2 separate regions of the Homo sapiens genome follow, and region 2 is linked to region 1. A link is a loop called in an ENCODE intact Hi-C map of the cell type or tissue named here. Cell type or tissue: GM12878. All regions are shown on one strand. Links, peaks and the distances in the headings refer to the core of each region. The heading gives the core; the rest is flanking DNA. Region 1 overlaps LINC00499 (long intergenic non-protein coding RNA 499). Region 2 has its middle 97 kb from the start of LINC02172.

The links. Peaks named below come from ENCODE experiments on the same cell type or tissue, not always from the same donor. Only the 100,000 strongest peaks of a DNase experiment are listed, where the experiment ranks them.
Region 2: a loop joins it to region 1, with 7 times the contacts of the local background. A loop is called at or near these places in 1 of 110 quality-filtered maps.

The regions. Positions count from the first base shown.
Region 1 is chr4:138,403,019-138,407,424 of GRCh38, reverse strand. All of the region lies in intron 2 of LINC00499 (long intergenic non-protein coding RNA 499), which reads right to left. Among named protein-coding and RNA genes, the nearest start is that of LINC00498, 93 kb to the right of the region's middle. RefSeq lists an enhancer at 1,746-1,805. In GM12878, for the core only: no CTCF peak of the experiment used is centred there; DNase peaks (open chromatin) are centred at 1,034 and 1,804; H3K27ac peaks cover 1,328 bases.
Region 2 is chr4:137,640,143-137,644,548 of GRCh38, reverse strand. No RefSeq gene overlaps it. Among named protein-coding and RNA genes, the nearest start is that of LINC02172, 97 kb to the right of the region's middle. In GM12878, for the core only: no CTCF peak of the experiment used is centred there; no DNase peak of the experiment used is centred there.

The sequences.
Region 1 (4,406 bases), core at 258-4,257:
TCACCATTTTCTCTTCCAAGAAACAGCTGATATATTGAACAGAGATGACTTGTGGAATATAGTCAAGAAGTAGCTTAAATGTTCTCTCCCTCTATCCTTTTAAATGTAGTTTGTAAGTTTAGCCTTTTCATTTCTTTGTGAAAAGTTAGGCAGATTCCATGATGTTTCTGGTCACTGTTGAGTAATACAGTTTTCTTGTTACTTCAGGTCACAGAAAACTGCCCCAGTTTAGTAATTTAACTGTCAGAAGCATGTGTTTGTAAAAACTTTGATCTTGTGTTAAAGTTGAAGTTTTTTTCCTTTCTGGCAGCTTGAGTCTGCTGTGAGTGGGAAGCCAGAAGTTGAAGTAGGGGTGGAAGAGATTTATTACCTAGTCTAATACTACTTCTACTCCTTCTCCAATTCACCGGCAGAGTTTTCTGGCTCTTCAAGGATTGGTGCCAGGAAGGAAGAAGTAAGAAAGGCAGCAAAGATGTTACTTCACAGCTCCTTGTGAGGTGATCTAGCATTTTGGCAGTTGTTTACAGCTGACAACTTGACAGATGGTCACAGCAGACTCTTTTGTGGGGGCTTTTGTGAATTTTCTGTAGTTCTCTGTAAGATCTCAAGCAGGGGTCAGCTTGCTCTTTGCAGTATGATCAGTAAATGTGTCTTCTCTGAAGCAAATGATCCCCCTTCTCACTTTGTGGCATATCCTATGAATTCTATCCAGTGCCTGATGAATGTGTGATAATCAATTGATGACAGATAAAGAAACACTGCCATAAACTGAGTTGGTTAATCAATATAATGAAAGAGTTTATACTGATAGGATGTATGGGATAGAAGAAAGCACACATCAACACAATGATAAATAATATTGATATTGCAAGTAGACAGGAATAGTAATGATGGAATTGAAGTCATCTGCAAGGGGCAAAGACAAAAAGGAAAATAAGAAAGAAGGGCATATAGATAAAATTGCATTGTCAAGTGAAAAGAGAATATGTTTAGGATTGTCTGACAATCAAAAACTGTTTAAAAGAGGAAGTTATACCAGCATATTGCATTTGTGGTTAGGTAGACAATAATTTCACAACAGCACATGACTCAATAGGCTTGAACAGCACGAAGTGTCTGCCCAAATGCTACTAAGAATTTAGGCAGTCAATAAAACAGGGAAGAAAAAAGTGAATGGACATTTTTCTTTTCAAGAGAAGCTTTATATGCTTCTTTTAAAAGGATGGAAGTATGTTATAAACAGAAATTAAATGGTTGAAATAGGGTTTAATTTAAAGACAGTAAGACCATCAATATGCTCATTAAATACCAGTTGGCTATTAGAAACCTGTTTAATGAGATTTACCAACCACTAAAACCATCATGTCTGTCAGTTCAGCAGCCATTAAATATCAGTAATTTTGTTTGTTATGGAAAATACAGTTAAACTATTCCAAGAGAGTCAGAAAGTTACAAATAACAATGAGTAATATAATATTTGTTGAGTGTTTATAGCAAACTAGCCACTACTCTAACATTTTCCTGAACACAATTTCCTTTAGTACTCACAAGGTCAGTGTCACTGTGTCCTATTCATAGTTAGGGGAACTGAGGCCTGGGCAGTGTAATTAACTTACCTAAGGTCACACAGCCAGGCAGTGGGTTGAAGCTTAAACTCAGGCAGTCTGACTCCAGAACCCACATTCCTAACCAATGAGTTACCCAATGGTACCTGTCATAAAATATATCCAGCAGTCTTAGGGCAAATCTAATAGTAGCAGCCTTACCTGCTAGAGGCTGGTGATCTGATTTTCAGCCCAGACCTCCATGTGGTCTTTGTCACACTGGTGGCAGGAGTCAGATGGTCTCTTGCAGAAAGAACTGTGAGAGAGTCACCTGTCACAGGCCCTTGCTTTCACTTCTGCACAGTTTCAGCCAGATCAAGGACTGGAGACAGGAAAGCAGGGCTCCTGAAGTTTTGACCCTCCTAGCTCTTTCTTTGTCTCGGATTTTTAATTCTTTCATCACCTGCAGTCTCTCAGATCTACTTTCTCTTTGGTCACTACCCAAAGCTCTCTTTCTTACCATCCTGCATCACCTCGTTTTGTATCTTCCATTTTGTTTGTGGCCTGGGGTGCAGGTGGGCAATGGTATAGGGGAGAGCTTGTCTCAAAGATTCACTGATTCCTGAGGGCAGAGTGTGTTTGCAGAAGGCTGAAAATGTGCACGAAGACCCCCTGAATGTTTTGCATCTGTGGTATTGTATTATGGTTAACATTTTGGGGGCAAATTGTGAATGGTGAAAGCTTAAAAAAAACCCAACTAATTATGAAAGGGAATGTTGTGCTTACATAATTATTGCTTGTCAAAACTGCGCTTAATAAATACAGCCCATAGCAGGATTTTATTCTCTGCATTACAGTTAATAATTAATCCTCCAAACTTATTGTCTACTGCTAATAAACACATACCAAGCTTATTACTCTCTCTAAATTCTTGCCCAATATGTCAACTTGTTTCCTTCTTATTTCTTTTCTCTTACCCCTAATTTTTAAAAGTTGAAATCCATATTATTTCATACTGCTCAATAATGCTTCTAAAAACTTTTTTTCCTAGAGTTTTTCTACAAATAGAAGTGTTGAATAATAAAATTATAATCATATCTTTATCTTTCACTTGGCTAGATTTTGGATTATGCCCTTAGGTTAAGAACTGTATCTTTTGCACCTCAATACAGTGCCAATCACATTGCTACACTTTACAACTAAATAACAACCTTAGTACCAACATATATGAGGTCTTATTAACCTTAACTCTGAACTTATACTTTTAAGGAAATAATTATGCATACACACTAGACTATGTGGGAGTCCAAAGTCTGGAAAAAAATATAGCAAGACCTTTATGTAAGATACTCAACCAAACATATTCAGCTAAAATAAAATACCCAATTCTAGAAATAGCATGTAGTGGATGACACCAGTAAGCTAAACCAGATGGCTTGTATGACAATGTCCTGTGTTAGAGATTCTGAAGTCACCCTTTGGGAACCCATTTCATTGCCTAATATTGAAGTTGGAAAGAAACTCTTTGCATCTGATCTTTATTTTCCTTTATGTAACTAAGTCTGTTTCTTCTTGGACTGTCTATCTGGGAGGTAAAAACAGTTGATTCTTAAAAGAACTCCTCCATTGGTCAGAGTACTCTCATTAAGTCAAGTTTATATTTCTTTCTTTAAGCCAAATAAAAACTCTTGTTATTCATAGTTGCTGATGGGGTAGTTTGCCACATGTATGAAGAGGGCCGCACAATGCACTACATGACGTAAGTTTCACACCTGTGATCTGTGGATAAGTGAACAAGTTCCCAATATTTTCTGTCACCTGGAATGTGCTGATTTAATTGATAAGATTTTCTACCCTGGCTTTCAATTTCCCAGTTTTTAGAGATCCACAGCAGATGATATTAAAGAACCGAAACAATGGCGGTGATAGAACTAACATAGATGCTTCAAAGAGGAATAGTTTATTCTTTATGGTGCAGACTGACACATGTTTTTAGTAGATCTAGTTGATTATCAGCCCACAAGCTTTATGTTTGCTTTTGCAGCTGTTCTATCCAATGACGGAGCCACTAGACCCATGTAGCTTTTTAAGTTTAAAATAGCTAAAATAAAATAAAAATAAAATAAAAAATTTGGTTCTTCAGTCATGGTAGCTACATTTGATTACATGAGGGTAATGGCTGACATATTGGACAGTACAGTTATGGCGCATTTCTAACATTTCAGAAAGTTCTGATGGAGGGTGCTCCTAGTATAGAACAACCCTGGTCTTCGGCCTGCATGCTTGTAGTGACACAGAAAAGTAACTTTCAAAGATCTCTACAACCTAAGACCATATCCTTAGGTTGTTGAGTGCATGGTAAAAGAATATTAGAGATGGGGAAATAATTTCTACCCCATAAACACATTCTCAACAGTAGGACAGACTTAACACAAGAGGGACTTAGAGAGCTTCTCTCTGGTCTCAGAAAATAGTCATCTTTTCCCACTTGACTGCTTATCCATATGGTAATTCTCTTCTTAGGAATTAGGAGAGCCATTGAGTTTTTCACTTTGTTTGCTTTATATTTTCAACATCATTTTATAATGAGTACTTTCTCAAATTCTTTTTTATTTTTATTTTTTGTGACAGGGTCTTGCTCTGTTGCCCAGGCTGGAGTGCAGTGATGCGATCTCGGCTCACTGCAGCCTCCACCTGTCAGGTTCAAGCGATTCTCCTGCCTCAGGCTCCCAAGTAGCTGGGATTACAGGCACGTGCCACCATGCCCAGCTGGTTTTTGTATTTTTAGTAGAGATGAAATTTCACCATGTTGGCCAGGCTGGTCTTGAACTCCTGGCCTCAAGTGATCTGCCCACCTCAGCC
Region 2 (4,406 bases), core at 212-4,211, 760 kb after region 1:
GGATGAATTATGAAGTCACATTTGGGAGAAAGTACGTGGCATAACCATTATTTTTTATGAGAATTTCAGTTGTAGGATGAGCAGAACAGCTGCTAAGGAATAACAAACTCTTTCAGTTATCATCCAGTCCAGCTTTTCTGCATAAGCATGAGCCACTGGTAAAAATGTTCATGAAACCATTTAGAAAGATGTCCCTGGTGAGTCATGCCTTTTTGCTAGCATAACAATGGACTGGTAAAATATTTACTCCTTGAAAACAATGAGAATTAAAACTTTTTCCTATTACAGCAAATTTACAGTAATACTAATACATGGGTGAGCCATTAACATATTCTAGCACAGTTATTTGGCTGCTGCCATTTTTAATTACTTTACGGGCTCTTTTATCAACTATAGTCCGTGTCTTTCTGGAACAATAATCCCAAGACAGCAATATTTTATCAGCCAAATAGCCTTGTTCTGGCATCAGATTTTCATCAGCGCAACCTTGGCAAACTTGTCAGAATTTATCAGTGGCTTTGTGATCAACAGATGTTTTATTGTCACAAATCTTTAAAAATATAATGCTGCGTCTTTTCTTAAATATCTGCAACCAGCCTGTTGAATGTTCATACTTCCCTTCAATTTTCAGTTGATTGTGATAGATCCTTGCTCTTTTCATGATCAGCATACCATCATGTCATATGTTCACCGTTTTGCTGATGGATCCACTCTTTTAATACATGATTGAGATGTTCATTTTTATTTTTCTGCAGTGCTTTTCTATTTTTCATTAACTTCTGTTCATCACTTTTAACATAGAACATCAATAGTTTATCCTTTGGTTTCTTTGGGTCATATATGGTGGACATTCCAACACCATACTGTTCTATAAGATGTTTCACACTTACACTGCTGTCCAGTGTTTTTCCAGCAGCTTGACTTTCTGTACTATAAATAAACATGAATACTTCCTTTTTTATATCACTGTTATCAACAGGGGTATCTGCAAAACTTTTTAATGTTTTCAGCAATATCTTTACAATATAGAGATGAAAGTAATCCGAAAACAAAAACAAACAAAAAACAGTGAGTAATGCATGTAGGTCTTGGCCCCATGTGAGGTGTCATGGGGAACCTGCCATTGGGGCATCTGGCCTACACAAATGTCATTTTATTACCCTTTGTGGGTGTGCTTCTATGGGGAAAACTGGGCATGCATGGAAAAGATATATGACAGCTGAAGGGGGCTGAGAGGATCTTTTTTTTTCTTGGGGATGCTGAATTAAATGTGTGTTTTGTGCCTGAATTTGGACTGTGATCTGTCACATGAGGTTAGGTGTAGAATTTTCCACTTGTGAAGTCATTTTGGCACTCAAAAAGTTTCAGATTTTGGGATATGTTGGATTTCTGATTTTCAGATTAGGGATACTCTACCTGTACCAAGCAGTAAGGCTTTTAATAAGACCCTTGATCAAATGATCAATCTCTCCTCTGCTATCCAGGTCCTATTAAATACCTAGCAGAAAGGAATCATTGTTATAGGATGATATCTTAAAGAGACATATTACCTATTTATTCAATTATTTTAGACATACAACTGTCTAGAAAGTTTTATCAGCTCTTTAGATGACCACAAAATTACTTTTACTTAATTACTTTCACCTATCCTCTGTCTTACCAGGTTTAGGTCTTTCTGTTTCCACAGATCAATGTAAGAACTAGCCCTTTAGGTCCTATTTCTGTTGTTGTTGTTGTTTTGAGAAATAGAAAGAATTCTGCATATTACTTATTACTTAGTGCCTCTTGAATAATGCTTACCCCGACTAACTTTTTTTTTCAAATTTAGAAGTTGGCAAACACGCACACACATGCGCGTGCACACACACACACACACCCCTCACACCCCAAGTTCCACAGGAGAACCGGTATATTTTATTTCTCATAATAATGAGTTATGATAAACAGCAATTTTTCATCTTTGCCTTGGCTGCCAGAATAGTTAGAACTATCATTATCTTCCTAGGATGAGCCGCTGCCCTGATTTGCCTGGGATTGTTGGGTTCCTTGGGGCTTGAGACTCATTAGTAAAACCAGACAGTTTCAGGCTAATTGGGATGGTTGTTTACTTCTTCTTATAAGAGGAATATATGTTTGTCTTTGAAATTTAAAAATTATACAAAAATAGAAAAAAAAAACGTAAATAAATAACCTAAGTGGGAAATACTATTTGACTGATTGGATTAAGGAACCAGAACTGAGGGTAAGAGAGAATGACTAAAGGAAAGAATTTGAAAGTCATTGATGTGGATGGGGCAGCTGAAGAACAGATGGTCCCTTTATGTGCCATGTAGAGAAAAGTGGGAGACATAGAACAAGTGGTAGGGGAATAAAAGAAAATAGCTTAGCGAATAGGAAAGAAAACTTCTATTTTCATGATTGGCTAAAACTATTCTATTTATAGGAAAGAAAACTTCTATTTTCATGATTGGCTAAAACTCGTCTATTTCTTTTTAATTTTTTATCAATATTTTGTATTTCTCGATAATTTTTTTAATTTTTAAAATTTATTTTCTTTTTTTAATGGAGAACCTCCACTTTTTAAACAGTGTTAAAAATTACTCAGTTATGTAGGTGCTATGTTAGGAGAACAAATCTACACTAAGATATTAATCTACAAAGTTTTGACCTGAGTATTGTCAGTAAAGTGACAAAGCTCTGAGTAGAGATGTTTTGGTTGGAAATGGTGCAGAAAGAATTCCAGCCACTGCTACATGTTGCGAAGTACTCCCTCGTGCCCCTGCATCACCACTTTCTCAGCCTGTATTAAGCCAACATATTGTTTTTCTGTCCAAGTAATTTTCAGTAACACCCACAGAATCCCCAGCGGTGATTGCATCTAACATAACACCTGGCAAAAATTCAACTTAATGTGAGCAAAATGGCATCATAGAACACATGCTTCTGAATAAAACTCTTGCTTCAAATTCAGAAAAGGAGGAAAGGAAATAAAGAAGTCCATGGTTATAAAATTAAGATGTCTTTAGCCACTAATTCTAAGACAAAATAAATAACGACAACATGCATATTTTATAACATGGTTTCAGCATCACTAGGAAAAACAAAATTATACAATTTTACCCAGAGAGCATTGTGATAGCAGTGTGATAGCAGCAGATTAATAATTAAAACCAAGTCTCTTTAAAATGAGCTTGTTCTATCAAATTCAAGAAACATTTAAGAAGTCTGTCTTAGGTTTCAGGAACTGTGCTAACTTCTTTCACTTACATTATTATTTTTAATCAGATGAATTTCACCAAACATAAACGTCTTATAAGTTTTAAATTTCCCTTTGTATCATTACATTATTTATACACTGTAAGTTCACCATTCCACTTAGTTTATCATTCAATGACTGTATCATTTTTTGACAAAGCAGAGATATGAGAGAAAACGGAACTAAAAGTTGCCAGAACAGTTATACCATTTTGCTCAGTTTCTGATTTAATAAATTGCTCTGTCACATGGAAAATTGGTCACCTAAATGTAGATTTTTCATGCACAAGACTTGATGCTCACAAATCCCATTACTACAGAATAGGATCAATGAGGCCTCATTTGAAAATGTGCCCCCTATGGTCTGAGCTGAATCTTGTCATGTGCATTGTCAAATGAATAGTTCCACTGTTGGCTCCATCTCCACAAGCTGACAGCTCAGCCTTGGCTCTGGTATAATGTGTTTTTTTTGTTTTGTTTTTGTTTTAGGTAGAGTTCTTAATCCCATTAAAAGCTATTATAATTCCCTGGCCAATCAGACAGCTTGCTCTTGGTGTGGCTATTCTTTCTGAGTACTAATGCTTTATGAGCAATAGATTTCCATGACATTGATGAGATGACATTATCCTGGCAACATAGTTCCTTTTGTCCAACTGTTGATGCTGCCTTCTTCACCATTTATAAGTCTGGAACACATAGGAAAGTGGTCAAAGAGTTGGAAATAAGAAAACTTTTTCTCCACCCATTATTATTTACGATGTTGTTCTATTTATCCTGTACTTTGTGAAGGCTACCCTTAGTACCAACCCACTTTTCTATTTCTTATTTTAGAATAGAAAAAAAAACACTTTAAAAGAGTAAAATCTGCACTCATATTACGCTGAAGTTTCATGTCCAGTATAATGATTAAGAAAATGGTCTATGACGTTAGATGACTCTGGTTTTGAAACCTGACTCTTTCTTTCATTACCTATATGACTTTAGAAAGCCGCTCAAACTTTCCAAATAGGAGTTACACATCTGCACTGTATAAATAATAATAAATATCTACATCCAACATGTTTCAAGAAGTCAAGGAAATAATGCAAGATGACTTAATATGCCTGTCACATATCAAGTGTGGTCAAATGATTGCCATTATTTTTATTAGA